2 separate regions of the Mus musculus genome follow, and region 1 is linked to region 2. The links are chromatin loops, found by intact Hi-C in ENCODE. Cell type or tissue: heart. All regions are shown on one strand. Each heading gives the region's core, and the rest is flanking DNA. Links, peaks and the distances in the headings are about the cores only.

Region 1 (15,249 bases), core at 7,250-15,249, 96 kb after region 2:
AGGTCAGGAGTCCTCTGGGGCTATCCCTCTAGGAAGGGAGGTGGTTGGTCTGAGGCTCCTGAGAAGTCTCAAGACCTGCAACCAGTGGGAGAAAGCCAGAAGCCAGTTGTATATGTCCAGCCTGGCCCAGCCCCCAGATGTGGGGCCGCAGCCAGAACAATGGAATTCCCTGTGTTTGGATCCCATCCAGTGAGGTTCACAATTCTGGAATCAGCCCTCACCAGCACTAGGAGGGACGAGGAGAGGACTGGAGGCCCAGATTGGCCCTGTGCGTGCTGACATGTGGCAGGGTGACACTCGGGTCACACAACTGTCAGGATTACCTAGCCACCGTGAAACACTCCAGGATAGCCGATGCGTCCTGACCACAGAATAGGCACAGGGACATTTCTTTTTAATCTGGCCATGAGGGCTGGTGTCTCTGGAGTTTGGAGAGACGCCAGCCAGCCAACACTGTCTTCAGAGGCCTGTGGAGCCATCAAAACACAACCTGAGCCAGCAATGACAGGTGACAGCCTCATCTAACCTTCAGAAAGTCAGTGGGAACCAGTAAGTCAGCCAGAGGCCTCAGCCCCACAGAGCACTGACTCAAGTCCTATGGGCCCAGCAGCAGATCCCCTCAGACAAAGGTAGACACAGCCTGGTACTGTCCCTGAGGCCACATACCTGTCATCATAGCCACTCAGGAGGCTGAGGCAGGAAGATCACAGCTTTGTTCAAGAGATGCCTGGACTTTAGAGTAAGTTCAAAGGCAACTTGGGCACCTCAGACAGACCCTTCTTAAAATCAAAAAGAAAAAAGAGAAGCTGGTTGGTGGCACACGCCTTTAATCCCAGCACTCAGGAGGCAGAGGCAGGAGGATCTCTGAGTTTGAGGCCAGCCTGGTCTACAGAGTGAGTTCCAGGACAGCCAGGACTACACAGAGAAACACTATCCAAAAGAGAGAGAGAGAGAGAGAGAGAGAGAGAGAGAAAGAAAAGAAGAGAAAAGTAAAATAGTTAGCATTATAACTCAGTAGTAAAACACCTACCTAGGTTTGGAGCATGGCTCAAAGCCCTTAGAACATACAAGGCCCTGATTTCAATTTCCATTTCGACAACACACACAGAGACATGTGTATACACACACACACACACACACACACAAAGAGAGGGACTCCGGCACACAGAGACATGTGTACACACACCACACACACACACACACACACACACACACAAAGAGAGGGACTCCGGCACACAGAGACATGTGTACACACACCACACACACACACACACACACACACACACACACACACACACACACACACACAGAGGGACTCTGGAAAGGCAAAGATAGGCTTTCCTGCTGTCTTGGAGGTTCTTTGAGAGTCAGGAATTCTCACAGGCCTTGCTCCCCACGTCAATATATTAGAAAATGGAACCTCACCCTCTGTGAGTCTGAGGGAAGTAAGAAGTTCTAGGGGGTTTTAGATGAGGCAGCCTGGCCAAAACAGGGGGTCCCTGGGTCCCTGGGTCCCTGGACTCCACTCGACAACAACAAACCAACCCAACCGAACAAAACACTGCACTTAAGCTGTCCTTGCCCACTTAAGCTGTCCTTGCCCGTGACTGAGGGGATGATTTATCTGGCCTGGCTTTGAACCTAGAGGGTGCCACCCCCGAGACAGATGGAGACAGGGCTCCCAGGAACCCCTCCTCCTTCCTGTAAGCACTAGTGAGGAAGGTTCTGGAAGCTGCCTTGAGGGTAGCACGCTTACTCATCTTATTCAGAATGAACTGTGGGGCAAGGAGGTGGAGCCCTTTATTGATCATTTGGGGACCTTTGGGCTTTACGAGAGAACCCTTAGTGCCATCTACCCCTGGGCTGCCTTGTCTGTACGCCCAGCATCAGCCACGGCGAAGGAGCGGCTTCCAGAGCCATGCGAGTCTGGCCTCAGCCTTGTGGCCTCATGCCTGTACTCTGAAAAAGGAAGGCCTCATTCAAGGTCAGGGTCAAGGTCCGACTCCGGAACCCCGGCAGCGAAGGCCATGCTACTCCCTTCTTTCTCTGCCCCTCCCTTGATGGTCTTTCTATGACCTTGCAGGGCCTCATAACCAAGTCCAAAGTCCCCAGAACCAGTCTCATCTCTGACAGGCTCTGCCTTTTCCCAGGCAGGGCAGGCAGTGATTGATGAGAAAGGCCAGGTGTGAATGTTTCTAGAATACCTAGGGCTGTACAGGTGGCCCAGCTGCTTGCTCACAAGCATCCAGACACACAGCAGGGCATGCTACCTAATTTACAGATGGAGAAACTGAGGCTCGAGTAATTCACCTGCTCTGGCTGCCCTGGCCAGGTGGATCCTCACCTGGACTCTATTGCATGTGGGCCCTTTCTCCCAGAGTGAGCTGGCTATGAAGTCAGGGCGTTCTTTCAGATTTCTAGGGTGAAGTTGGGCACGGTGCTGGCTATTTTTATGTCAACTTGACACAAGGTAGAGTCATCTGAAAGGAGGAACCCCATTTGAGAAAATGCCTCCATACGATCCAACTGTAGGGCATTTTCTTAACTAGTGATTAGTGGGGGAGGGTCCATTCCATTGTGGGCCTTGCCATCCCTGGGCTGGTAGTCCTGGGTATTTATTTATTTAATGTATTTGAGTACACTGTCACTCTCTTCAGCCACACCAGAAGAGGATATCAGAACTCATTGTAGATGTTTGTGAGCCGCCATGTGGTTGCTGGGAAGTGAACTCAGGACCTTTGGAAGAACAATTAGTGCTCTTAACGACTGAGCCATCCCTCCAGCCCCAGGGCTCTTTAAGAAAGCAGGCTGAGCAAGCCATGAGGTGCAAGCCAGTAAGCAGCACCCCTCCATGGCCTCTGCATCAGCCTCCAGGTTCCAGCCCTGCTTGAGTTCCTGCCCTCACTGATTTTGATGATGAACCGTCACATGGAACTCTGAATAACCCCTATCTCCTCAAGTTGCTTTTGGTTATAGTGTTTTATCACAGCAACTGTAACTAAGACAGGCATGTTGATACACGCCGCCGCTCCATCATGCCAGCATTTGGGAGGATCAGAAGTTTGGGCTGCGGGAGAGCCTGTACAAACAGCTAGAGTGGAGGTGCGCTCTGAGGTCCCACTCCAGCCTCTGTAGATCTTGCCATAGCCTTTCTGCTTCTCCAGGTCTCCGTGGGCCACTGGTGAGATGGCTCTGGAAGAAATCACAGAAGAGAACTGCACAGAAAATCCATCCATTTGGATCGGGGCATTGTGATGTATATCTTTAATCCCAGCACCCAGGAGACAGAGGTAGGATAATCTTAGTTTAAGGCTAGCCTGGTCTACATACTGAGATATATTAGCAGGACAGCCAGGGCTATACAGAGAAATCCTGTCTCGAGAAACAAACAAACAAACAAACAAACAAACAAACAGTTCTCAGCCTGGGAGTGGTGGCATATGCCTTTAATCCCAGCATGCCAGAAACAGGTGGATCTCTGTGAGTTCGAGGCCAGCCTGGTCTATAGAGCTAGTTCCAGGACAGTCAGAGCCACACAAAGAAACTTAGTCTTGAAAAACAAAACAAAAGAAAATGTTCTCTCATCTGAAGCTGCTTCCTCAAGGTTAGGCCTCTCCCCATCTTAGCCAGCAGCTTGGCTGTATCCTGCCTCCCATGCTGGGGAGTCCTAGTGGGCTCCAGTGGGCACTGGGAGTGGTCATCTTTCACAGTCCCCCACCCTGCTCATTCACTCTCTCTAAACAGTGGACTCCATCATTCTGCCGGCACTCTGTTCCCACATCTCTCGGGGTCTGATCCAAGCTCCCCAGGAGGATTCCCCACACACAAGGACTCCCCACACAAGCCCTGGCCTCCTTCCTGAGCTCCAGGGTCACACCGTGCCCATCAGCCATCTATATGTGTATTTCTTTCTGTGTTCCCCTGTCACCCTATTCCACTCCATTCGTTTGCTTCCAGCTACACGTGCATCCATTGTCTAGCCAGCCAGCTGCCACCCACTCCTTTTTCAGTCCATCCATTCCACCATAGGCCTATCCATCCATCTCTACATGTACCCATCCACCCATCTATCCTGTCCATTAGCCAACCTGTCATCGTCCATCCATCCATCCATCCATCCATCCTTTTATCCATATCTCCAACCATCATCCTCTGCCCACTCATCTTTCTATCCGCTTACCATCTATCATACAACCACACATCGGCTCATTCATCTGTCTACCCTATGTCCAGCCTTCATCCATCTCTGTCCATACACGCATCCATCCCCACCCCCCACAGGCATCTTTACATCCACCCACATCCATCTCTCAGTCACACACACATCCTTCCATCCCTCACCTTCCATGCACCCATGCACACCTTCGTTATGTAACAAAGGCCGCAGGAAACAGTAACAGTAATCGTTTCGATTTTTAATTTTTTTTTTAATTTGCCAAGCTTGCCCGAATTTTGGTTTTTTAATTAATTAATTAATTTTTATTAGATATTTTCTTCATTTACATTTCAAATGCTATCTGGCCCTGGCATTCCCCTGTACTGGGGCATATAATCTTCGAAAGACCAAGGGCCTCTCCTCCCACTGATGGCCGATTAGGCCATCCTCTGCTACATATGCAACTAGAAACACAGCTCTGGGGGGTACTGTTGTTCCTCCTATAGAGTTGCAGACCCCTTCAGCTCCTTGGGTACTTTCTCTAGCTCCTTCATTGGGGGCCCTGTGTTCCATCCAATAGATGACTGTCAGCATCCACTTCTGTATTTGCCAGGCACTGGCATAGCCTCACAAGAGATAGATATATCAAGGTCTGGCGAGATGGCTCATCGGGTAAGAGCACTGTCTGCTCTTCTGAAGATCCTGAGTTCAAATCTCAGCAACCACATGGTGGCTCACAACCACCCATAATGAGATCTAACGCCCTCTTCTGGTGTGTCTGAAGACAGCTACAGTGTACTTACATATAACAACAAATAAATCTTAAAAAAAAAAAAAAGATAGCTATATCAAGGTCCTGACAGCAAAATCTTGCGGGCATATGCAATAGTGTCTGGGTAATTTTGTATTTTTATGTGTGTTTCATCTGCATGTATGTCCATGTGCTACACACATGCCTGGTGCCTGCTAGAGAGAGACAATTGGAGTTACAGACTGTTTGTGAGGCACCGTGGGTGGTCCTCTTAACCACTGAGCTTGGGCCCTTCCAAGGGATCCCGGAGCACACAACGGCTGGCTAGTTGCTTCTCTCAGTCACACACACAACATCTTGGAAAGGCGAGGGAACAGAGACTGGAAATTGTGCTTCCAGACAGTGGCTGGCGTGTCAGCAGGATCAGCTAACAGCAGGTGAATACGGAATGGAACCCGGGCAGTTCTGGGGGCAGAGCCTCTCCTTTGCCAGGACTGGATATCACTTTAAAAGCCGCTTGAAGCTTGCAGCCAGCAGTTATGTTGTGGGTTGTGAACAGGAGCCCCGATCATCTCCACAGGCAATCTTTGGCTTGGGCCTGGAAGGAACGGTCCTGATGACAGCATACCCCATCAGAGGCCTTTGCTTTGTTGTTGTTTCTGGGGGGTGGGGGTGGGGACAGGTCTCATTCTGTAGGTCAGGTTGGACTTTTTTTTCTACTATATTTATTCCTTGAGAACGTGATAATTGTATGGCACGGAGTTTGATCATATCTACTCCATTCGCTACTTTTAACTCACCGATCCCCTCACCAGGTTGCTCTCCCAGTTTCATGTCCTCTTCCTCAAAAAGAGGAACGCTGTTCTAACCCAGCACATCCATGTATACACGGGGGTGAAGCCATCAGCTGGAGTAAGGCCAGTCAACGGGGAGTGGGGGGCACATCCCCAAAGAAAACTCTCTCCTCAGGCAGCCAGGTTCTGTATTTCTCGATCCTCCTGCCTTAGCCTCCTAGGTGCTGGGGTTATGGGCAGCCATATCTAGCTTAAAGACAAAAGTTAGCCTTGGCTGTCCTGGAACTCCCTCCATTGACCAGGCTGGCCTCAAACTCAAGAGATCCACCTGCCTCTGCCTCCCAAGTGCTGGGATTAAAGGCGTGCGCAGCCACTCAGGTCTTTTTTTTCCCTCCAAACCAAAGGAACTGTAGATGTATTTGCATCTGAATATTTGCGTACAGGTGTGTGTGCGTGCATGTGTGCATGTGCGTGCACATGTGGAAGCCAGAGGTCAACTTCACCATTCACCTTGGTTTGTTTTATTTTGTTTTGTTTTGTTTTGTTTAGACAGGGTCTCTTACTAGCCTCAAGTTAGCCAAATGGGTGGGGCTGGCTGGCCAGTGCTGCTCAGATATTTGCTGTTGTTTTATTTTTGGAGACAGTGTAGCCTTGGCTGGTCTGGAACTATGTAGACCAGGCTGTTCTCAAAATCCCAGACTTCTGCTTCCCTCTGCCTTCCAAGGGCTGGAATTAAAGGCATGATCCACTATGCCTGGCTATTTTTGTTGTTGTTTTTGTTGTTGTTTTTGTTTTTATTTATATGAGTACACTGTAGCTGTCTTCTTCAGACACACCAGAAGAGGGCATCAGATCTCTTTAAGGATGATTGTGAGCCAACATGAGGTTGCTGGGAATTGAACTCAAGACCTCTGGAAGAGTAGTCAGTGCTCTTAACCTCTGAGCCATCTCCCCAGCCCATTGTTGTTGTATTTTAATGCACATTCTAGGAATTGAACTCAGGTCCTCCTGCTTGCTTGGCAAACACTTAACCTACTGAACCATCTCACCAGTCCCTTGCATGTACTTTTGTATATACACATGCTACCATGTTTATGCTTGTATTCCTGCATGTGTATACTTGTGAGCACACTACAGTTTTGTGACCATGTGCCCATCTGTGTGCACACATGCGTTTGTGTGCACATGTTGCTTGCTATGCTATGCCATTCACAGGATCAGGAGCAGCAGGCTTGGAGTCGAGGTCGAGCCAAATTTGGGCACTGTACATGCTGAAAGCCCCCAGGTATCCAGAGGGGCAGATGCTAGGGACAGTACCTGAAAACACCTCACTTAACAGGAAGTAGCCGAGTGGAGTGGTAGAAGCAGGAGGGTGGGGGCACACGAGGAGGAGGCGGGACTTCAGGTAGGTCAGCCCTGGCTCAGCAGCCAGCCCTGTCCGAGGGAAGCATCACATGTGCCAAGGGAGGGGGCGGATGGCAGCGGCACTGGCAGGGAACGGCCTTTCTCATGTATTATGTCAGCGGTGCCCCCTCCCCGCCTACGCCACAGCCTCTCTGCTTTCATCTCTTAGAAGCCGGGCCTGGGAAGAGAGGAGCTGAGAGGAAGAAAGCCGCAGGCTGGGTCCCATGAATGGCCCCCAGGAGCCCTGGCACACACTGGACTGTTCTTTGAATCCTGGCTGTTCTGGGCTTAATTAACGGGTAGCTCAGGGGCACCCCTTTTCTCCTTATTCAGAGAGCCCCAGCACCATGGAAACCTTTTCCAGGGTCCTCAGGCAGGCACCGACTAATAGGGCTGTCCCTCCAGCTGTAACGGGGGCCAACTTGAGGGAGCCCATGGGAAGGCATGCTAGCCAAAGGCCATTAGTGGGTGCCTGTGCAGACAGGCCAGCCTGTTCCCTTCCTCATCATTCCTATTCTGAACCTGACAGCGCTGCCAAAGGGAGCCAGGGATTCAAAAATCTTTATTCTGTGTTCCCTGAGGACTTGGGGAGATGGCACATTTAAAAGCATCCTGGTCAGGCATGGAGTCACTCTCCCCAAACCTGAAGAAGGTGTGTGTGAGCCAGGCAGGGTGGGGCAGGCTATATTCCTAGCTCCTTGGGAAGCTGGGGCCAAAGGATCCCTCATTTAAGGCATGTCTAGGCTACAGGCTGGGTTCAAGACCAGCCTGGGTGACTTGTTAAGACTGTATTTTTGGTTTTTGTTTTTTTCCCCATTAAGGAGCCAGGGAGTGACAGTAAGAAGGCTCAGTGGGTTAGGGTTTTGCTGCCAAGTCTAATGACCCAAGTTCAATTACCCGGTATCAGCACAGCAGAAGAAAAGAACTGGTTCCTGCAAGCTTTCTTCTGATCTCCACAGGATGTTATGGCATGCATATACACACACACACACACACACACACACACACACACACACACACACACACACATTCACATTATATTTTTACCAAAGGCCTGGGACATGGCTAGGTAGATAAAGAACTTGCCATGGAAGCCTGAGGACCAGAGTTCAGATCTCCAGCATAGATCGGTTGGGTGAGGCAGCACACGTATGAAACCCCGGGTGGGAAGGCAGAGAGGCTGATCCCTGGATGTTAGCCAGCCCTCGAAACTGCATCAATGAGGTCCAGGTCCATGAAAGACCCCGTGGAGCCTGGACAGATAGCTCAGCGACTAAGAGCACTTCTTGTTTTGGCAGAGGACTGAGGCTCAATACCCAGCACTCACATGGTGGTTCACAATTGTCTGTTAATTCCAAGTTCCAGGGGATTCGATGCTCCCTTATGACCTGAGGTACTATTATGTGCAAGCAACATACACACTCACTTGAATATCCACACAAACATGAATATATATATATATATATATATATATATATATATATATATATACACATATACACAAAAATGTAAGTGTTCTCATTATTTGTCTCTCACACACGCACACACACATACACACACACACATGCACATACACACACCCTGACATGCATACACATGTATGCACACGTCCGAGGACAACTTGTGCTTCTCTCTTCTACCCTGTGGGTGAAGGCTGAACTCAGGGTTTCAGGCATGGTACCAAGAAGTGCCTTTATCTACTAAGCCATCATGCTGGCTATAAATTACAATATTTTTTTAGCTGGGTGTGGTGGTGCATGCTTTTAACCTCATTCCAGTAAGTACTATCTAGTTAAACCCCATTAAAAAAAAAAAAAAGGCCAGGGGACCCAGTCCCCACTGGCCTGAGCCGTTCTGAGTTTCATTTCCCAGCTTGTGGATGCAGGCGCTCTGACAGGTGCCTGCCCAGCTGCGGCCTGCACTGGACAGGTTAGTCGAGATTGCAGTATGGCTGCTGTATGCAGATCCCCGTGACCCCCAAGTAGGTAAGAACCTCAGGAGAGGGCCACAGGCTCCATGTCAGCCAGCCGTCTCTGGCCCTCAGAGCTTCCGAGCCACCCAGGAACGTATGGCTTCCCCCTCCCCAAGGAGGAATTTGCAATTAGTTTGACCAGGATATACTGGAATTTTTATTTAGATCTCAAAGTTGAGAGTGCTTTCCCGGGAAGGTATTTATAGGTTTAAAGACATCTGTTCTGCTCCAATCTTCCCTCTTTTTCTAATGATTGGTCTCTTCACAGAGAGGGCTCTGTCTCTGTGAGACTGAAGGCACAGTCCTCTCTCCCCTCCTCGGGAGACAAAAATAGACATTTATCAGACAGAATCCAGCCGGCACCTGCAGTCAGGGTCATTCAGGCACAGTCGCTCCTTGAAACTGAAATGAGTGGACCTACAAAAAGCTCCCATGTGCTGTGGGGTTTTACACAAACGCCAGGCACAGGGCCCTGGGAAATTAGTTCTGGTTACCCATCAGGCGGCCTACAGGGACTGTGGTCTTGGTGGCTTCAAGCCCCTCTGAATGTGGCATGACCATGCGGTCATACTGCATTAAGACTGCACCTTTGGGGTTGGAGGTGTGGCTCAGTGGTAGAGTAACAAAAGAAGGACCTGGGCCCCATCCCCGGCGCCATATAAAAAAAGCTCACTACAGAGTCTGATTCCGATCTCCGCAGGTTTGCTCCCACCCACACGCAGCTCACTGATGTCTGTTTTGCTAGTTTTGGGAAGCCTGGTTTGTATCAGCCTCCTCTCTGTGCTTCCTCCTCAGCTGCATCTGGTGGGTGGAGGTGAAACAAGGGGAGCAGAGGGGAGCAGAGTTTCCCAGATCTTGCTTTTTTTTTTCATAGGGGCAGCATCTTCAAGGAGGATGGCTCCAGTCTGTTCCTGGCTTTTGAGGTCCCTGCTGGCTTCCTGTGCACTCTCCAGAGAGGCTCAGAGCCTCAGGCAAGCGCGTGTGTAAACGTGAGCGGTGTGCGTAGCCTTTCACTTTTTCAGCTCTGCGCACAGGTCAGCTACAGCAGTGAGTGAGGCCTCGGTCAGCAGACTGACAGCCACCCATCGGGCGGGGTCACAAAGCGAGCACGGGCTCTTTTAGAGATGAGCTACCTACCAGCCTACACAGAAGGCTCACTCCTGCTCTTTAAGCACAAGGTGATGTGGAGCTGTTGCTGTGGAAATCAGGGCACAGTGACGTCACTGACCCAGCTCTGCACATACCTGGGCCTCCTTTGGTTCTGAATGCTGAGGTCAGAGGTCCTTACAAAGGTCTCCACTCCTACTCACCCCCAGGGATGAAGTTTGCTGCTTCTTAAGGCCCCACTGCCAGTCCACAGCTGGCTGCGTCCAAGACCAGCACACTCCCAGAGGGCTTGGCCCAACCCACAGCCTCTACTCTTCTTCCTCTTTCCTCGACCCACCCCCCACCCTACCACAGTCCCTGGCAATTGGCATATACCTCACCCCTCAGTAGTTTTTGTTTTGCCAATGGCCCTGGCTGGCCAGTCAGGCTTGGAGAACTTGTGCCTACACAACCAAGCCAAGCACAAGGACTCTTGTCTTACAGATCAGGTGCCGTTCAGGCCGGCAGGACTTCCAGTTCCCACATCGGCTCCTGGAGAAGTCAGCGGGAGCTCACTGTACTGCCCCTGCACCCCAGATAGGCTACCACGCCCCCCTCCCCCGGGCACTTTCTCTGATGCAGACAGCCAGGGGCAGTCTGCTCTGGCAATGGCGCGTGGGTGGAGAGCACAGAACACAGGACGGACACCTGCCAAAGGCAGAGGCTTCAGGCTTCACCCTCATTTACTGGGGCAGCTTCAAGACAGGCTTTGCCTTTAATAGATGAGCTGCTACACCAAAGGATGGGAAGGCTACAGCTTTCCTGTGTTTCAGAGGCAGGTTCTTAGAAAACCCAAGTGCGGGGGCTGATCAGACCTCATTGCCCACTGGCCAGGCTGGGTGCACAGGTTGGCCCTGCAGCTAGAGTGCCATCTTGCATAACCCCTTCCTGAGGTGGAGCACCCCCCCCCAGGTGAAGGGGGTGAAAACACCCCACCCTGACTGTTTGCTCACTCGGAACACTCAATGCACAGATGGCTGCAGTTAAATAAGGGAGGGGACAGAGCAGTGGCACATGGACACTCCTGGCCCCGGGAAAGGTACAGGCACATGAGGGCCACCTGTAGCCGCCGTCTTGTGTCTTAGTGGGTGGTGTCTGAGGCTTTAAGGGGTGGCAGCAATCACAGGGAACACAGCCAAGTTCTGACAAGGAAGCAGATCTACAGAGGGCTCCAGGCGGCTGCTATGTGAGTAAAGTTACCACCAGTTCACTGAGAAACTACCTTGGCAGGCAGCCTCCAGGCCATGGCTGCGTTGTGTTTTGCCCCCTGGTGGAGAAAAATGGGAGGCAGCTGTCCCTGGTCCCATCAGAGTATTAGGGGTGCTTAAACCTTCCAGGAGCAGGTAGACAAAGCTGGGCCCTCCCTCTTCCTGGTCTCTAACTGGCAAGCCCAGCTCACTTCCTGAACGTCCTATCAGGCAAGTGTTTTGTAGAGAAGGGTGCCAGGAACTAAATGGTCCCCAAAAGCAAACCTCTTGGGGGTCCCCACTGGTCTACTCCAAGAAAGAACCTTATTAGGTTTTCCTTGAGACAAATCTCAGTTCTATGGGACCAGGAAGTTCCATCTCCAGTGACCTATGGAGACCACCAGCAGCCAGTCTAACAGGCACTCTGGAGGGGACACTTGGGCAGCAGGCCTAAGTTACATGGAGCCTGGATACTCCTAAAACCCTGTCTAAGCCCAAAGTCCCTCATTCTCACCCACTGCCAGGAGCTAATTTCACAGACAAGGGACCAACACCTCAAGCTGCCAGATGCTGAGGGTGCCAGATGGCACCGGTCACCTGCAGGTACCTCTGCACACCCAGTTACAGGGCTGTACTGGAATTTGTCCTTCCCTGAGACATATCTCCTCTGGGACAATGGGCTGCCTGCCTCCTGGCCCTGCTGCCTTGCCTTGTGTCTGGGTGACCTGAGCCATCCTCGGGCTGCTTCTCATTAGTGGCTGGACCACTCTGTGATGACGCTGCCTGGTACCTCTTCCCAGAGTTCATCCTCCTGGGGCGGGTGATGGAGGCAGTGGGGGAGAAAACCGGGAGGAACAAGGAGCCCATGGGACAAGGACTCAGTTAGGGACCCTGATGGCCATAGGTTCTTGCTGGCTCTTCTATGACTGCATCTTGCTGTGGGCTCGGGAGGCTTAGCTGTAGCACCTGTTAAGGCACTGGGCAGCAGCAGACCAGGAAGGCTAGGCCAACATGACAGCTAACAGTGCCATGTTAAGAGCAAGTAGTAGACTCTGTAAGAGTTCTCTTTGCAGGACTGTCTGCTGCCCTGGCCTTGAGGTGGACGTTATCTGTGGGCACTAGAAACACACAGGCTAAAGTGGGAAATGGAAGTGGGAGTTGCCCACCCTCCCCCCTCCGTCCCCAGAGAGTACAGAGCCACCAGCACCCCTCAAAGGCACGACACATAAGAAAATGGATGGCTGAGGTGTTCTGGAGTGAGGCAGGGCTCTTCCCTAGCAAGATTTAGAGTCCTCTGACTTGTCCCCAGCCACCTCACCTGGAGGCAATGGCTGGGGTCTTAGAACGGGGAGGGGCTTTTCTTCCTGGGCAGAAATGGCGAAAAGATAATGTCATCTGAGTCATCCGAGCAGATGTCCTCCACAGGTGGTGGTGACAAGGGCTGCAGTTCTGGGGGAGAGGGCTCAGCTGAAAGGAAGCAGAGGGGGAGTCAGCCACAGGGTGTAGACGGGCAGGGAGCCACACACACAGCCATCTGCAGTTCCTGGTACCCAAGACTGAAGGCTCACCCACACAGCCAAGGGCCCACCTTCAGAGCCCCCATGCATGACACTACAGAACCTCTTGCTAGCTCCTGCCCTTGAGATAGTCTGGCAGCTGCTGATATTAAAATATTTGCAAGCCTGGTGTGTGGTGCACACCTGTAATCTCAAGCACTTGGGAAGCTAGAGGAGGAGGGAGAGGAAGAGGAGGAAGAGGATCATACATTTGGGGCTACCCTGGGTCATACAGTGAGTTTGAGGCCAGGCTGGACTAGAGTAGTCCTACAGAGTAAGATTAGCTCAGAAACCAAGACCATGCAAAGGGATTCAGAACCGAGTGGCCACTGTATATTGCAGGTCCTGGCTGAACAGCTCCTACCCCTAGCCTGCCCTGTCTGGTGTGGAGTGGAGACAAGGCAGAGGGGACAGAGGGGATGTACCCAAGGATGGCCCTGCGCTTCTAGGGCTGCTGCTCCTTTCCTCACACATGGCATCCTTCATACTGGGCACAGCCTCCAGACTGGATGAGGACGGGCAGTCCCCGTGGCCACCTTGGGCGGAGTAGGGGACGGAGGGGGCAGGTTCAGATGCAGAGGTCTCCCTCAGCTCCTCCGAGGCACAGAGCTCCTTGCGGATCACTCCTAATGACGAGGGAGGGGAAATGATTGGTTACCGACTTCAGATTTAAAAAAGAACATGAAGATTCCAAGGCAGCCATGAAGCAGATGACACGGCTGTCCACCTCTTCCTCAACCGCGCCCACACGGTTCATGGAAACTGCAGCCTCCAGAGACGCTTAATGGCTGTCACCAGTCTTCTTTTATTGTATTTCATAATCTCTGTGTGTAGGCATTGTGTACCATGGTGCGGATGAGAAGAGCCAAGGACAACCAGTGTGGGGTCCTCACCTTCCGCCCTGTCTGCCTCAGGGTCCCTCTGTTGTTTGGTGCTGGTCTCTCCCTTCTCCATCTTTCTCAAGGGAGTTCTAGGATTAGCATAAAACTGACTGTGCCTGGCTTACCTGCACTTGGACAGGTCCTCCCAGACACACTTCCCTGAATCTTTTTTTCTCCTTAGTCATTTTTTTTTGGGGGGGGGGTATTGTTTTTGAGATAGGGTCTTGCTATGTAGCCCTGGTTAGCCTTAACTTACAATTCTCCTGCCTCAGCTTCTAGTTTCCTGGGGTTTTGGCCCGTGGCATTAGTCTTTATTTTTATTTTCCTTTTCTTCCTCATTCCTTCTGCGCTCTCTCACCTTTCCTCTTTCTCTTTCTCTTAAAAAAAAGGGGAGGGGGGGCTCGTTTTGATTCCATGTGGTGGTAGGTAGCACACGCCTTTGATCCCAGCACTCAGGAGGCAGAGGTAGGTGGATCTCTGAGTTCGAGGCCAGCCTGGTCTACAGAGTGAGTTCCAGGACAGCCAGGGCTACACAGAGAAACCCTGTCTCAAAAACCAAAAAGAAGAAATAAGTTTACTTTATGTGCTTAAGTGTTTTGCCTGCATATATGTCTATTCAACACCACACGTCCATTGTAGTTACAGAGTTGCTAGCGACCATGAATGTGGGTGCTGGGAATTGAACCCCAGCTCTCGAGAAGAGCAGCCCCTTCCTTTCTTTTATGAGACGGCCTCATAACGGGAGGCTAGCCTCAGTCACTCTTGTCTGCTCTGAACACTTGGCCCTCTTGCCTTTCCCCAGGCTGAAGGCAGGCACCACTCCATTCCATTTTCTTCCAAAACATAACCAAGGGCTGGGCGTGGCTCTCATGGCTGCACTGCCTGGGATGTCTTGGGAGGAGAAGGCAGGAAGATGTCAGGTAAAGGCCACCCTGGGCCATGGAGCAAGAGCCTGTTGTAACAACCAACCAATGCACAGCCCCAACACAATCAGCGCAGAGGAACTGGCCCTTCACTTTTCTCACACGGACATGATCCTGGCCGGGGTCAGGACCTGCTCAGCAATGGATGCTTCTGGGCCAGTCTACACAAGTGACAAATCTACCATTTAAAATTTTCATTCGACAAGAAGAGGAAAGGGCAGCATAAACAAACATCTCAGCCCCGACCAAATAATTTAAAGGTCAGCAGACATGGGACCAGTGAGCTCAGCACAGGCGGCCTTTTGGAGAACAGGCTAAAGCCTCCGGGAGCCTGGGATTGCAGGCTGGCGGTGGCTTTGGGATTCCGGTGTCTGTGTGCCTGCCTTCTCTGAAATCCCAGGGCTCACTGCGCTTTACAGACAAGGTTTGGAGAGAACAGTAAAGCTGTGGCACAGCTTGGGAAGTGACTGCTGAAGCAG
Region 2 (16,227 bases), core at 3,757-11,756:
GAACGGGTCATCTTATCCACTTGATTATTGAACTCCTCCTCGGCTGAAGTCACCTTTTGGTGAGCATTTACATGGGACACAAATATCTTCACATCCTTTGCCCATTTGGAGAGATCTATCCACATACTTCTTCCCCAGATGTCTTTCTCACCAATTTTCCAATTGTGATCTTTCCAAGTGCCTGACCATCCAGCCAATCCATTGGCTACAGCCCATGAGTCAGTGAATAATCGTACATCTGGCCATTTCTTCTTGCAAACAAACTGTAATACCATGTGTACTGCACGAAGTTCTGCCCACTGTGAAGATTTCCCTTCACCTGTGTCTTTCAAGGTTGTCCCAGAAAGGGGTTGTAATGCTGCAGCTGTCCACTTCTGGGTGGTGCCTGCATAACGTGCAGAGCCATCAGTAAACCAGGCTCTAGTCTTCTCCTCTTCGGTCAGTTGATCATAGGGAACACCCCATGAGGCTATAGGTGCATGCTTGGCAGCAGATGGCATTGTAACAGGAGTAGAAACCATAGGCATTTGAGCAACTTCTTCATGTAACTTGCTTGTGCCTTCAGGACCTGCTCTGGCCCGATCACGTATATACCACTTCCATTTGATAATAGACTGCTGCTGTGCGCGTCCCACTTTATGACTTGCAGGGTCTGATAGTACCCAGCTCATGATGGGTAATTCAGGTCGCATAGTGACTTGGTGTCCTATTGTCAAACGTTCAGTTTCCACTAAGGCCCAATAGCAGGCCAAGAGCTGTTTTTCAAAGGGAGAATAGTTGTCTGCAGATGATGGTAGAGCTTTGCTCCAAAATCCCAAAGGTCTTTTCTGTGATTCACCTACAGGGGCCTGCCAGAGGCTCCAAACAGCATCTCTATCAGCCACAGACACCTCAAGTACCATCGGGTCTGCTGGGTCATATGGTCCAAGTGGTAGAGCAGCCTGCACAGCAGCCTGGACCTGTTGAAGGGCCTTCTCCTGTTCCAGGCCCCACACAAAGCTAGCAGCTTTCCGAGTCACTTGGTAAATAGGCCTAAGTAACACACCCAAGTGAGGGATGTGTTGTCTCCAGAATCCAAATAGGCCCACTAAACGTTGTGCTTCTTTCTTGGTTGTAGGAGGGGCCAGGTGCAATAACTTATCTTTCACCTTAGAAGGAATATCTCTGCACACCCCACTCCTGGTACCAACTTCTGTATTAGTCAGGGTTCTCTAGAGTCACAGAACTTATGGATAGTCTCTAGATAATAAAGGAATTTATTGATGACTTACAGTCGGCAGCTCAATTCCCAACAATCGTTCAGTCACAGCTGTGAATGGAAGTCCAAGGATCTAGCAGTTACTCAGTCTCACGCAGCAAGCAGGCGAAGGAGCAGGAGCAAGAGCTAGACTCCCTTCTTCCAATGTCCTTATATTGTCTCCAGCAGAAGGTGTAGCCCAGATTAAAGGTGTGTTCCACCACACCTTTAATCCCAGATGAAAGGCGTAGCCCAGATTAAATGTGTGTTCCTTAAACTCGGAGATTCAATCTTCTGGAATTCATAGCCACTGTGGCTCAAGATCTTCAAACCAAGATCCAGATAAGGATCTCCAAGCCTCCAGATAAGGGTCACTGGTGAGCCTTCCAATTCCGGATTGTAGTCATTCCAAATATAGTCAAGTTGACAACCAGGAATAACCACTACACCTGGTCTACAAAGTGAGTTCCAGGACAGCCAGGGCTTCACAGAGAAACCCTGTCTCGAAAAACAAAACAAAACAAAACAAACAAAAAAAATGGGTAGATGACAGACAGACAGACACTTAAAAAGAACAAAGACAGATAATCTGGGGGATGACTCAGTGGTTAAGAGTGATTGCTCTGCAAGCATGAAGTTCAAATCCCAGCACCAACATAAAAAGCTGTCCATGACTATAATCCCAGGGCAGCAGGGCAGAGACGGATGGACCCCCAGAGCTCACTGGTAAGGGAGCTTAGCCAAAACAGCAAGCTTCCAGTTCAGTGAGAAATCCTTTCTTAGAGCAGTAAGTCAGAGAGAGTTTGAGGAAGTCCTAGGTCCTGTCCTGGTACATGCACCTGCACTCATAAGGAAACTATCCGTGAGCCTCTGTGGCTGCCTGGCCTGACCCAGGGAGCACCTGGGCGGTGGTTGGAAGGCTTGGCTCTTCCAGGGCAGGAGAGCTTTTCTCCCTGGTCACCTGGGGGGAGGATTTGTGGAAGTAGAGCTGGGAAGCTGAAGGCTGAGCCCAGTTCCTGTCAGTGGTCCTCAGGGTCCTCCCTCCCTTTCTCCCACTGCCCTGTGCCTGTCTGTACACACACACACACACACACACACACACACACACACACACACACACACACACGCACGCACGCACGCACGCACACATAGAAGACTACAGGGACAGGAGCACGTCTCCCATCCAGGTGGGACCAGAGGAAACAGGAAGGACTCCAATGGGAAGCAGGGGGAGGAGGAAGCTTCCAGGAAGCGCTCGGTGCTTCTGAAATGATGTCTTAGACAGGACCAGACTGAACCCTGTGCCAAAAGGGACTGAAAGCCCCACCACAGTCTCCTGTCCACCGTGTTTCACCCCATGATAGGGTCATGTGAGTGTCAGAGAGTGAGTGAGTACCCTTTGAAATAGAGCCTCAGACTCCAGCCAGGGTCTTGGGGACAAGGGGAGGGACTGCCCAGCGCCTGGGGCATTGGTCTCAGGAAGCCCCTTTTCCTGGCAGGCACATCTGTGGCTGTCACAGCCCCACAGAACAGCCCCACCTCCACAGCAGCCAAGACTGTAACCTGCTCATATTTTATTGAAGGTAAAGCTCGGGGTTCACACAGAGCCTCAGCTTCCCAGCATCTATAACGTGTGTAGTGTGTGTCCCGTGGCTCCAGGTAGAAGGGGATGCAGGATGGTCAAGGCTGGCTCTTGTAGGCTGTGGTCCAGTCTGCTCAGTAGCCCCCATCGCTGCAAGAATCCAAGGTTCTGGTTTTAGCTCTGCTTGCTCTAACCAGATGTGGACAACTGGGGGGTGAGGGAGGGAAACAGCTGTGCAAGGCCAGAAGAAGGTGACATACGTTAGCCAACCAGGGACCAGGCAGATAGGAATCCCGAATGGTGTGTGAGGACATGGCGGGCACCTTACCCTCAGCTCAGGCTCCACTTGGCCAATTCCACCTGGGTTAGTGTGTGAGGACATGGCGGGCACCTTACCCCCAGCTCAGGCTCCGCTTGGCCAGCTCCACCTGGGCCAGCCGATGCTCACTGAGCACTCGCACTCTGGTGATGGTGGCCAGCGGTCGGTGCCGATGTGGGAACTGGAGCACCTTTTGTTCCTGGGCATAAATGTGGAAGTGTTCTGCGTCTGCACTCACCTCCATCTGAGGGGAAGGGAAAGTGTGTGTGTGTGGGGGGTGTCTCTGGGCCCCAACCACAGAAGCCTTCTTGGCTGTCAGCAATCTCTCCAGGCTCCACCCAACAGCAGCCAAGTGTGAGCCAGGACTATTCATTCAGCTTGGCTCCTCTTTGTCTCTCTGTCTCTGTCTCTCCCTCTCTCCCTCTCTTCTCTCTCTTCTCCACGTGTTCTCAGCCAGCCTCTACCTTTCTTCCTCTTTCTGTCTTCTCTCCTCTGTCTTTCTGTCCTTCTCTGCCCCCTTTTCTCTGCCACTATCCCCTTTCCACGTTGCCTTCCTTTCCCTCCAATAAACTTCATTTTGTACTAGGCCTGTTGCACGGTGCTGATTCCTCGGGGGGGGGGGGGGGGACGGGGACGACGACACATTGGCCTGGCCCACCAAGGTGCTCATTGGCCTGGCCCACCAAGGTGCTCCCTCCTGCCGCATTTTATAAAACACAACCCTGGCTACTTGGCAAAGCATGGTGTGGACCACCTGGTCCTGAGTTCCTAGCTGGGGATCCCTCTTTTCACCAAGAGAAGGTGGTTAGTAGCCAGAGAGAGAGAGACACCCTGTGAACAAACTCCGTGAAAGGAGGCCACTCGGCCCAGCAGGGTGCACCAGCCCATGCATTTATCCTCCGCAGTCCCTGTCTTCACGGGTCCTAGGTGTCCCACCCCACCTCTCCTTCCTCCCACAGACCCCATCACCTCAAAGGGCTCTCCCAGAGTCAGTGGGAATATGCTGGACACCTCCTCCTGCCCCCACCGTCCTCCCTGGAAAGCATTGCCCACCACCGTGGCGCTGGAGAATCGAGGTTTGACGTGGAAGGCGATGTCTCCGGCGTCTGTTAAGAAGTTGATCTCGAACCTATGGGTGGAGAGTGTGATTAGGGTCAGGAGTGTGGCTGGAGGGTCCCGACCCCAGCGAGGGAGGCTCTTACTTCTCTTCTCCAGCATCTGCATGTCCCTGGACAGTCAGGCTCCAGCCAGGGGCCAGACCCCCTGCACAGAAGGCTTCGAACTGAAGGCAAAACACAGGGGACAGAGCCCCAGAGGGCTGCAACCTCCTTCCTCCCCATCAAGTGTGCTGTTTATTCAGGGACACCGGCTCCCACCAAGCCCAAGCCTCTACTTCCATGTTGCTCTGGGTGTGGTGGTCCAACCTTACCCCCACAGCCTCTCTGCTTGGGGGCTGAGGAGAAGCTATAAACATTCCCAGCTCTATAGTGGAGTAGGTGGCCCCACCAGGCGCCCACCCCCCCACTCCACTTCCTTCTCCAGCATTTGCAACCTCCCTGGGCTGTGGATCTTACCCACCTGCAGTGTCATTGCCCTCAGCCACTGGGTGTGGGGATGAGGCAGCTGGAGATATAGCAGAGCCCGCTGGGGCGGGGCATGGGGGCCCCACCTCTAGGGGCCTTGTCTGGGTCACATGGACCTCTGTGCCCCATTTTTCCTCCCCCCTCAGGCTAACCCTGCTGGAGAGGGGGCTGGGTACATGGCTTAGTGGCAGCGCTCTTGCCCTGGGTTCATCAGTGAATACACTGGTCCTTTCAACATACTTCCCCAGGTCTACCTAGCTCTGCCACCAGCACTATTCAGGGTCTTGTGCACATCTGGGGATACATCACCCATCTTTGTAGGGAGGGTGTAACCAGGGCCCCCCCCAACTCCCATACTCCAGAGCCTCACACTGACCCCATCGGTCTCAAAGAGTGAAGAAAGTGTGTCCTCCTATAGAACCCTGGCTGACCTTATGACCTCAGTCTGACCATCCATCAACTGTCTACCATACTGGGAATGTGTCCCTGATCCAGTCCCCTTCCATCCCAGGGCTGCCCCGCTGCAGTGGCTCAGTGGCCTCAAGGGGATGAATGGGGATTAGGCCTGGCTCTGCTCAGCACATTCCAGTGTCCAGTCTACAGATGGGGAGGGCCTTTCCCACACCCCCACGCCTCTCCTGGCCGGCTGCCTCTTGGGCTGAGCCAATGAGAAGGATCCACTGGGGCCCTCGAGGCCACCTCAAGGATGGAGGAGAGAAGCCCAAGTCTGTGGGGGCGGTTATGGGGGCCTCTGGGACTCTCTGAAGGGGGAAGTTGGGTCACAGTGTAGCTGTGGTGGGGGCCCAGAGCCTTGGGGGTAAAGCCTGCAGATGAGTGTGTAACAAGCACGTGTCTCCTTTTCTCCTGTCCCCGTGGGTCCCCTCTGCCACCGTTCTTCTCTCCAGGCCCTGGCAGGGCTGAGCCTCTGGCCTGCTTTGCCTCTTCCCAGATACCGCTGCACGGATGGACACAGTCTGGCAGGGAGCTATGGGTACCAAGGTCAAGCAGGACACAGAGATGGCTCACTAGCATGGCAGGGTTGGCTGAGCCTGCAGGGGGCAGCCCAGAGCAACAGAGATTCCCTGGGGTGAGCCTGCTGGACCTGCCTGGCTGGGTGCAGAGTCTGCAGACCCCACATGCTCACCTTCCTGGAGGGCCATGGGGAAGAAGTACCATCAGTAAGTGCTTGCTGCGCAAGTAGGGGGATCTGAGTTTGATGCCCAGCACTTGTGCAAGGCACAGAACACAGTGGTCTGTGCTGGGGTCTCCAGCCAGCCAGTCAGGAGACCCTGGCAAGTCCCAGGTCCCTGTGACAGTCTCTCAAAACCACACACACTAAAGCCCTGGGCCGCAGGGCCCACTAGGAGACTGCAGGCCGGCTTCATGGCTTTCCCCTTCTCCTTTCCCCTATGTAGGGATGCTGCTGGGACGAGATGTCCATCTTCAAATTCTCTGGATGTGCAATACAGTGCTGGTTGGTACCAGAACTCAGGGCTGGGGTCAAAGCCCACAAGTCAGGAGTGTGGACAGGTTCTAACCCCCTGGCTACCTTGAGCCAGTGGCCTTCTGTGCTTCACAGCCACGTGCTGGAGTTGCTAATGCTGACCTCTGTCACCTCCTCCCCTTAGTGCTCCCCCCCCCCCACACACACACACCCAGTGCCTGTCTCCTTGATGAAGGAAGGTAAACAAGACAGATGTGGCTGAGCAGGGGAACTGGGTCAGCCCACTCCACCTCCATCTTTCCTAGGATGAGAGGAACATCGACGTGGGCACCTTGTTCTCCGGCTCTTGCAGCCTGGAGGCCATAGCTTGGAATTGGGAGCCTGGGGATGGGGGCGGGGGAGCCCCATACCTGTTGAGACATGAGGCCCAGATTTTGCTGCCAGGGACAGAGAGGTCAAAGATGCCTGCTTCCAACGGTCTCCATCCCCTGTGAGCCTCAACCTCCCCCTTCCGGCTTATGAGGTCTGTGTGGTAGGAAAGCTGGCGGCTGCCCACCACCCAGCTCAGTCTCTACAGCTGGGAAGTGTTGGAACCCCAGGCCATTCTGATGGAGGCTGGACGTGCTCCCACAACTGGACTCTGCCCCATGGTGTCACACAGACCTGTGCTTGCATCCCTCTGAGTGGCTGGGACTTGTGTCTGGTAGGGTTGGAGCAGGAGGCTGTGACAACTCCCAATGACCCAGGCAGCTACAGCCCCGGGGACAGAATGGGCCAAGGAGAGACCCGAGATGCACTTTGCCCCCACACCAATGTCAGGGAACCCAGCTCCTTCCTTGGCTGCCTCTGCCCTGGCCTGGTTGGATTTTGTGAGATTCGATGGTGTGGCGGGCAGTAGTCCTCTATGCCGTGCTGTCTGGTGGGCCTGCTGCCAGGTGAGGTGGTTCAGGGCTGAGACTAACAGACCTGCCATTTAGGCAGCACCCGCACCTCCTACCTCCACCCGGATGTGCGGTTTTGCCTGGAGCTGTTGACTTTGAAGGTTCTTAAGCAGGAGCTGGTCTCCACCCAGCTTAGGGGAGGAGCTACACCAGGATGGGGGGCGGGGCGCGGTGTAGGCGGACATCTTGGCCAGACCCTGGCCAGTGCTGAGTGCCAACTCTCCTCCCCCTCTCCTCTTCCCTGGCTCCTCCACTTCTCTTCTTCCTCCCCACGTCATCCTTTTCCCTCATCCATTTTCCCCTGTTCATGTGTTTCTAAGAATGTCCTTACTTAGCCCAGGCTTGCCTCCGACTTTCAAGTTTTATCCCAGCCTCCTCAGTGCTGAGATTATAGACCTGTGCCACTACACCCAGGCTGCTTTTAAGAAGTGGTCACTTCGCGTAGCCCAGGCTTGCTCCCTGTCAGATACCTACTGGCCAGTTTACAGGCATCTCTAAAGCTGACAGCCTTTGGGATTGGTTCTGAGATCCATATTCTGGAAAAGGATGTAGGAGCACAGACACACAGCTAGACCATCACAGAGCCAAGGTTTGAAGCCAGCAGTATGCCTGCCCGAGTCCCCACCCTAAACACATCCCTTGGAAGCATGGGATGGAGGTCCATCTGGGTTGGCTTTCAGGAGGAGGAGGCACTACGGGTGGCTGTTGTAGAATGAACAGGAGTTAGGTTATGGGAAGGTACCCAAACCAACAACAATCTGGGTGTGGTGGCACAGAACTATAATCCCAGCACTGAGGCAGGAGGATTGAAAGTTGGAGGCTCCCGGTCATGATGAAGGGGAATCATCTTTTCTCGGCTACATCTGTCAGTTTCTGAGCCAAACTCCTCAGTCAGTGTTTCCCAGTAACCCATTAATTTTGCAACCATCAAGAGTGTTCATATTTGTTCACAACCCTGTTGGACAAGAACCTTCCCTTTCCCTTTTGGGCTGTTTCCCTGATGGTGCATTGCTGTGAGCAACCTCCAGGGGGCAGTAAGGAGCCAAGTCAAAGAAAAAATGCCCGGATAAATGTGGCACATTGTAACAGAGGATAGTGCTGGAGGGTGTGGGGGCGGGTGTTGAAGGGATTCCCTCCCAACCATCCAAACTGACTCAATGCCAATAGGAAAGGAGCCAATGTGAAGCCACCTTTGAGGTATGGCCCACAGAGGGTTGTCTGGAACAGAAACACAATTTGAGGAGGCCACTGAGGCAGACAGGGTTAGGGCCAGCTGTGCAGGCAAGAACATGCCTGCCTACTCACATCTGACCTTGACGGAGCCAGATATTTTCTCCAGATGCATGCTGGGCTCCAGGGACACTGCCGAAGCGCCAGCGCTATAAACAGACCCGGGGACTGGATTGGAGGAAGGAAGAGCTGTAAATACAACCAGACAATAAAGTGTCTGGAGGATCCCCTTCACGCTGTGCTGAAGGTGTAGGTGCGGAAATTCTGAGCCCCAGAACCAGGGAGGGGACACGGCTCACCAGACAGGAGCATTATTTTATTAACTAATTTATTTATTTATTTTTGGTTTTGGTTTTTCGAGACAGGGTTTCTCTGTGTAGCCCTGGCTGTCCTGAAACTCACTCTGTAGACCAGGCTGGCCTTGAACTCAGAAATCCTCCTGCCTCTACCTCCCAAGTGCTGGGATTAAAGGCGTGCGCCACCACTGCCCGGCTATTTTAAAGATGTGTGTGTGTGTGTGCGCGCGCGCGCGCGCGCGCGCGAAAATGCTTAGGTAAGCCAGAAGAGGAATCAGGTATCCTGCTCTGTCTCTCTCTGCCTTATCCTTTGAGACAGGATCTCTAACTGAGCCTGAAGCTAAGATGCTAACCTCAAGCCCCAGTGGCATTCCTGTCTCTACCCCACCCCCAGCTCCTGAGTGACAGGTGGGCACAGCCAAGCCCTGCTTTTTTTTTTTTTTTTTTTTTTTTCAGTAATGGAGATTCACGCTTTTGAGAGGCACATGTGCACTACCTCACTCAGCCTTGCAGGGGCATTTATAGACCACCAGTGCATTCATGCACAGTAGACCCTGGGAAGGCTGTGTTCATGTAGTTTGTCTTGTAGACAGAGAGACTGACAGAATGCGCCCACTGAACTTCTGGAATATTCCATGGAGATATGAGTCTATAACACAGACTAGATTCCCAAATCAGGACAAAAGGCATGCTAATAATCCCTTCCTTTCTTCCTTCAAAGACGGAGTCTTACGTAGCCCAGGCTGCCCTCAAACTCACTGCGTAGCCAAGGATACTCTTGCTCTCTTGATCCCCATTCCTCCACCTCCAGAGTGTGAAATTACAGGTGTATACCACTGTACCTGGTTTATGGGGTACTGGGGATGGTGCCCAGGACTTCATGCATGCTAGACAAGTGTTTCCTCCCCTATGCTACATGGCCAGCCCTCTCCTCCCTTTCTGAGACATGGTTGGTCTCATTCTTTAGTCCAAGGTAGCCTTGAGCTCCCTGAGACATGGGTGCCTCAGCCTCTCAAGTGCTGAGCCTACAATCCTGCATCACTTTGCCTATTTATTATTATATAGGACCTGAAAATCTGAAGTCCAAGGGCAGCCTCAGCTATATGAAACCTTGTGTAAAAAAATATTTAAATTAAAAAAAAAAAGTGTTAGCCGGGCATGGTGGCACACACCTTTAATCCCAGCACTTGGGAGGCAGAGGCAGGCAGATTTCTGAGTTTGAGGCCAGCCTGGTCTACAAAGTGAGTTCCAGGACAGCCAGGGCTACACAGAGAAACCGTGTCTCGAAAAACTAAAAAAAAAAAAAAGTGTTACATGTTTTCTTTCAAATATGGAAACCTCAAAAAACATAAAGACCAAAAAGCATAAAGATGGGGGGGTGCATTAGGGATGGTGGGGGCTGGGGTGGGGACAGGAAGTGGGTAGGAAAGGGGGTAGGTGAGATCGACCCATGACATATACATGAGCCGCAATGACCCAGCAACGCCCACTGATTTCTGCACTTACTATCTGCTGGTAATTATCCCTGCCATGATTTTCATATTGATTCCATGTTTAAACAGTAAGTTTTGACACGCTGAGTTAGGTGAAGCATATAATTAAGTTTTACCCTGAGCACTTAGAAAATGTCAGAGTAGAGAGCTGCGGAGATGGCTCAGCAGTTTAGAGCACCAGGCGCCTTTTCCGGAGGAGCCCGATGCAATTCCCAGCACCCACGTGGCACCTCCCACCATCTGTGACTGCAGTTCCAGGGGATCTGACGCCCTCTTCTGTTCACTGCAGGGACCAGTCATGTATGTGGTGCACAGGCAAAACACTTATGCACTCAAAATAAAATTAAAAAGTGTGTGTGTGTGTGTCCACGTGTGTGTGGTATATGCATGTGTGTGTGCCCATATACATATGATATGTTGCCAATATCAGCTGTCTTTTTTTTTGTCACTCTCTACCTTACTAGTGCTTCTGCTTGCTTTTGTCTTGTATTTGAGGCAGGGTCTCTTACAGAACCTGGAGCTCGCCAATCTGGCTAGAATGGTTAGCGGGCAAGCTCCACCAACCTGTCAGCACCCACCCCCCAGCTCTGGGGTTATAGGCATGCCACACTGAGATTCTATATAATCACTAGGGAATTGAACCCAGGTCCTCAGGTTTGCACAGCAAGCCCTTCACCCACAGAGCCGTCTTCCCAGCACCCCACCGGTCTTTATTAATATTCTTTTCAAGACAGAGTTTCTCTGAGTAGCCCTGGCTGTCCTAGAACTCACTCTGAGACTGGACTGGCCTCAAACTCCACCTGCCTCTGCCTTCAAGTGCTGGGATTAAAGGCATGGCCACCATAGCCTGGCTCTTTTTATTTTTTTAAAGATAAGCAATAGAAAAATCTCTGTGACAGTTGAGATAGTTCACATCTGTAGTCTCAGCAGGCAGGAGACGGAGGCAGGAGGGACTGTGAGTTCCATGGCTCCCTAGGGTACGGTCATATTTTGTCAAAAAAAGGGGGGGGTTGGGGCTGCGGCTTTGTTGGTAGACTGCTTGCCCAGCATGCACGAAAATGCATAAACTGGACATGATTGGTGGTCACCCATCATCTCTGCACCAGACAGATAGAAGAAGAAAATTTGAAATTCAAGATCATCCTTGGCTACATAGCAAATTGGAGGCTACTCTAAGATGTGTAAGATCCCGTCTCAAAAATAAAATATAACAAAGAGATAAAGAGAGAGACATTTTATATTGTCCCTGTGGTTGGGAATGAGCCCTTCCCGGGAATCCTTAGGGACAGGCTGTGGCCACTGCCTAAGCCTCTGTCACCAGGAAGTCTGTGCTGCGTCCCTGAACCACACTCCCATCAGCCTCAGGCAGCACAGGCCGCCTGCCCCGGCAGAGCCGACTGGCTTCCAATGTGTTCCATCCCTGCCAAGGCGCTTGGGAAAGACCCAGGGGAGCCACCAGCTCCTAAAATAACCTCACACCAGTTCCAGGACATCTGTGGGATGGGGAGGAGTTGTGAGCCCCAAGGAACACTGAAGAGACGGGTAGGGCTGGAAATGGGGACCGGCGGGCCGAGCAGAGACAAAGAGGAGGCAACAGAGAAAAGTAGACATGGCAGGGCCTGATGTCAGTAGCCAGTCATCCCAACGTAATGGGAGGCTGAAGCAGGAGGATCGTGAGTTCAATACCAGCCCGGGAAACGTATGGTGAGACTCTGTAAACAGAGTAAACAGAAGGCTGAGGATGAAGCACTGTGCCTTTGTGGTGCGCATGCGCCCTTAGGATCACTCCTAGGAATGGGGGTGAGGGAGGGTACAGGGTAGGGGTGGGGAAGTAGCAGAGAGATACTAACAAAGATAGGTAGAAACTCCTTTTTTTTTTTTTTTATAAAAGATTTATTTATTTATCTTATGAATATGAGTACACCACCGCTGTCTTCAGACACACAAGAGGGCATCCGGTCTCATTACAGGTGGTTGTGAGTTACCATGTGGCTGCTGGGAATTGAACTCAGGACCTCCAGAAGAGCAGTCAGTGCTCTTAACCACGCTGAGCCATCTCTCCAGCCCAGGTAGAAACTCTTGAAGAAGCAAAGTCAGGCAAAAATAAAAGAGAACAGAAGAGGAGAAAAGACCAGAAAGCGCATGCCTCAGGCTGGGCAGCCCCGCCCCTCTCTTTTCTCAAAGGGGAAACTGAGGCCCAGATAAGCCCGGGAAGTTGCCAGAAGAACTCCAGCCTTATGCCCTTCACACTTGTCTACCCCAGCTGGCTGCAGACTCTGACCCACTGTCCCACCCCTGCCTCAGAGAATCCCTAGGGGGTTGAGAAATGTCCTCTTCGTAGCCAGCACTGGATGAAGTTTGTGGAATTTCCCCCAGCTCGAGGCGGCCAGAGGCCAGAGGAGAGCTGAGACTGGCTTACGGCTCAGAAGGCAGGATGGGGTAGAAACTGAGGCTTAGGGAGAAGCTGGAACAAAGGAGCATGGGTATACAGGAAGCAGGAACTGAAGGGTGCTTCTTGTCCAGAGAAGGTCTGATGTAGCCAAGGCTGGCCTGGAACTCACCACGTAGTTCCTCCTGTCTCCACATCCCAAGTGCTGGGATTATAGACACTGGCCACCATATCCTGTTTATGAGACTCTGGGATGGAACTCAGGGCTTCAGGCATGCTAGGCAAACACTCCACCAACTAAGCCACGTTCCCAGGAAATGAGGGATGCATTTTGAGCTAAAGGATTTTTGTTAAGAGACCCTACTCCTAGACCCTCCTAGGTCCATGACAGAGTCACCAACATTTAATCATTCAACAAACATTTATGAAACACTCTTTATTTATGGAGCACACCTTTTGGACTGGGACCTGGTGAGAGGGTTCACAGTGGACAAGAAGGGCCTGTAGGTGACAGGTTGAGACGGAAGCTTTAAGTGAGCAAAAAACTACACACGATCATGGGGTGGGGGTGAGGGTGTAGAACTGAGAGGTGACAGCCAAGGGATGGTCTGCAGACTTCATGGGTCAGTGTCCCGGCGGGATCCACGGGGTCTCCTGAACCCTCTCACAAGGGAGTCAGTCATTTCTTTCATGTCATGTTTTTGGCAGGTGCCTCCCACATGCTAACAGCCTGCTATGTTTTCGGCAGCAGGCATGGTTCAGTGTGGATGATTCTCAGGATAGGAACTAAGAACAGAGGGCACTGGGGTTGGGGCTCAGTGGGGAGAGTGCTAGCTTAACACACACCAGGGCCCAAGGTCAACCCCCAATAACACACAACACCAAGTATGGTGGTACATGCTTAAAACCCCAGTATCTGGGAGGTGGAGGTGATCTTTCTTGAGGCCAGCCTGGGCTACATGAGGGGAGGGGGTAGCTGGGCGGTGGTGGCTCATACCTTTAATTCCAGCATTTGGGAGGCAGAGGCAGGCGGGTCTTTGTGAGTTCGAGGCCAGCCTGGTCTATAGATGGAGTTCTAGGACAGCCAGGGCTTCACAGAGAAACCCTGTCTTGAAAAAAACAAAAATAAAGGAAGGAGAAGGGTGAAGGAGGAGAAGGAGGAAGAGGAGGAGGAGGAGGAAGAAGAGGAGGGGAAGAAGTAGTCAGCTTGTGTCTGTAATTCCAGCCCTTGATAGAAATAATTAAAAGGAAGCAGGATAAGAAGGAACAGGGCAAAGCAAGTAGCAGGTGAGAGGGGAGGAGTTGGGAATGCAGCTCAGTGGGTAGCGTGCTGGTCCAGCACACACAAGGCCCTGAGTTCGATCCTCAGAACCACATACAGGAGACCCCATGAAAAGGAAGAAAAGAAGGCAGGCTGGAGAGATGGCTCAGTGGTTCTCAGCTCTTGTGGCTCTTGCAAAGGACCTAAGTTCTGTGCCCAGCACCCCCATCAGGTGGGCAACTGCAGCTGCAGGGCCCTCCTCTGGCTTCTGTAAGTATCCACATGTACATATGTGCACGTATGTATAGAGAGAAAGAAAAGGAGGAAAAGAGGAAAGAAGGGAGGGAGGAGGCAGGAAGGATGGAAATGTATAAGAAATGTAAACAGTAAACAAAGGATCTTCCAAGGACCAAGTTCAAGGGAAAGATAACATGAACTTAAGGTGTCCCCGCTGCTGAAGAGACAGACACAGGTTCCACACAGGAAAAAGTCCCCAAGGTCCTGAAGGACATCTGTCAGAGGTCAGAGGTCATGGTCAAAGTGGGTTGGACCCAGATCCCAAAGGAATTTTCTAGGGGCAGGAGAGAGAAGAGGAAGATAGGTCTGTGAGCCACGGTGGGAGAGTGTTCAAGTACTTGCCCAGGAGAAAGAGAATAAGTGGTTTAGACACAGGGCCTGAGATGCACCTGGGGCTTGCTGTGGTTGATTGTGAAGGGTGTGTCCCATACATACACTTACTCACACATACACATACACATACACACACACACACACACACATATACACACACACTCACACACATACACACACACACAAACACACACACACACACATACACACACACACACACTCACACACACACACACATACACACACACACAAACACACACACACACATACACACACACACACACACACACACACACACACACACACACACACACACACACACACAGTCTGCCTCCCATCTTCGGCTTCCAGCCTTCTCACTGTCACCCCAGGTTCTCTTGGGAGGTGGATGGTTGCTCTGAGAGGGGCTCAAGTCTGGAGTCTATCAGATTTGCTCACCTAAACATCAGGGTCCCCCAAAGCCTCACTCAGTGTCCCTGCTCTGACCGTTGCCCCCACTTCCCTGGGTTGGAACAACGGGACACAAGATTCTTTCAAAAACATTTCCTTTGCAAAATAATCCTCCCAAATATGTTTTTGGAAACTGAACAGGAAGATGTTAATTAAGGTCCCTCCCCAGAGGGGGTACAGGGAGGAAGCGTGGGGGTCAGACACAGGAGCAGGGGCCAAATTGGCTCAGGAGGACCTGGTCCACACCCAACCCCACAGCCCTCGCACAACCAACCCAGCTCCTCCATCTTTGGCCGATGAGGGATTCAAGCTCTCAACCCATAGCAGGACACAGAGTCCAGGAAGGGGCAGTGTATGGCCGAGGTCACAGGTCAGAGGTGGAGCAGAGTGGAGAGATATCTGCAGCCAGCAAGAGTCTGTGTTCACAGAAAGGCATCTGCACTTGTGCGTCCTTGTATCTGTGCCAGGCAGGCAGGGGACAGGCGAGGAGACCCTGGGCTCTGCAGGGCTTATTTATCTGGAGGTGAGCCTGAAGGCTTGGCTTCCTCACATGGCTGGCTAGTCAGGCCTCCACCCTCTGACAGGGCCACAGCAGGAAGAGGTTTGAGGACTGTTTTCTGCTCAGAGACACCCCCCTTCCCCTCCCCCAACCACCTTTCAGCTTTCTGGGTTCTCTGTGGCCTGGAGGAAGTCTTAGTAGCCTTTTTTTTTTTTTTGAAGATTTATTTATTTTATGTGCACAAATGTTTTACCTGCCTGTATTCCTGTGTATCATACACATGCTTGATGCCTGTGGAGGCCAGAAGAGGGCATCATAGCCTCTGGAACAAGAGTTACAGACAATTGTGAGCCAGCCACTATGTGGGTGCTGGGAATTGAACCCTGGTCCTCTGCAAGAGCAGAGGGTGTGCTTAACCACTGAGCCATCTCTCCAGATCCCTATCCTGATATTTACATCTCAACGAGATCATGTTCATGTTCTGGGTCACACAGCTTGACACTCCTAGAGACTGAGGTTTCTTAGACATTTGAGGAGTCTAAGTCCTGTATGTATGTATGTATGTATGTATGTATGTATGTATGTATGTATGTATTATGTATCTATCTATCTATCTATCTATCTATCTATCTATCTATCTATCTATCTATCTATCTATATCTATAGCTGGGTGCTATAACCCAGAGTATAACACCCAGCCTCTTCTGAATGGGCTGACAAGGAGTAAGCCCAGGGGCCATCCGTCTGTCCATCCACTCATCTGTTCTCATTTGCATTCTGTGGCTGTGATAAACACATGACCATGGGGCTGGAGAGATGGCTCAGCAGTTAAGAGAACTAACTGTTCTTCCAAAGGTCCTGAGTTCAAATCCC

The links. Peaks named below come from ENCODE experiments on the same cell type or tissue, not always from the same donor. Only the 100,000 strongest peaks of a DNase experiment are listed, where the experiment ranks them.
Region 1: it touches region 2 in a loop (1.8-fold over the local background); 2 of 42 quality-filtered maps call a loop at or near these places.

The regions. Positions count from the first base shown.
Region 1 is chr5:140,652,617-140,667,865 of GRCm38, forward strand. It overlaps Iqce (IQ motif containing E), which reads right to left. Exons shown (of 23, transcript NM_028833.3): 22 at 13,392-13,592; 23 at 10,889-12,877. The coding sequence ends at 12,750. Among named protein-coding and RNA genes, the nearest start is that of Ttyh3, 11 kb to the left of the region's middle. In heart, for the core only: a CTCF peak has its summit at 11,495 (motif pointing left); DNase peaks (open chromatin) are centred at 10,816 and 11,345; H3K27ac peaks cover 3,067 bases.
Region 2 is chr5:140,560,326-140,576,552 of GRCm38, forward strand. Grifin (galectin-related inter-fiber protein) reads right to left here and starts at 4,742. Exons shown (of 5, transcript NM_030022.1): 1 at 4,717-4,742; 2 at 4,341-4,420; 3 at 4,108-4,267; 4 at 3,216-3,382; 5 at 2,864-2,969. The coding sequence starts at 4,728. The coding sequence ends at 2,954. It also overlaps Gm52800. In heart, for the core only: CTCF peaks have their summits at 5,776 (motif pointing right) and 8,115 (motif pointing right); DNase peaks (open chromatin) are centred at 5,356, 7,206, 8,436, 11,556 and 4 weaker places; H3K27ac peaks cover 2,511 bases; H3K27me3 peaks cover 940 bases.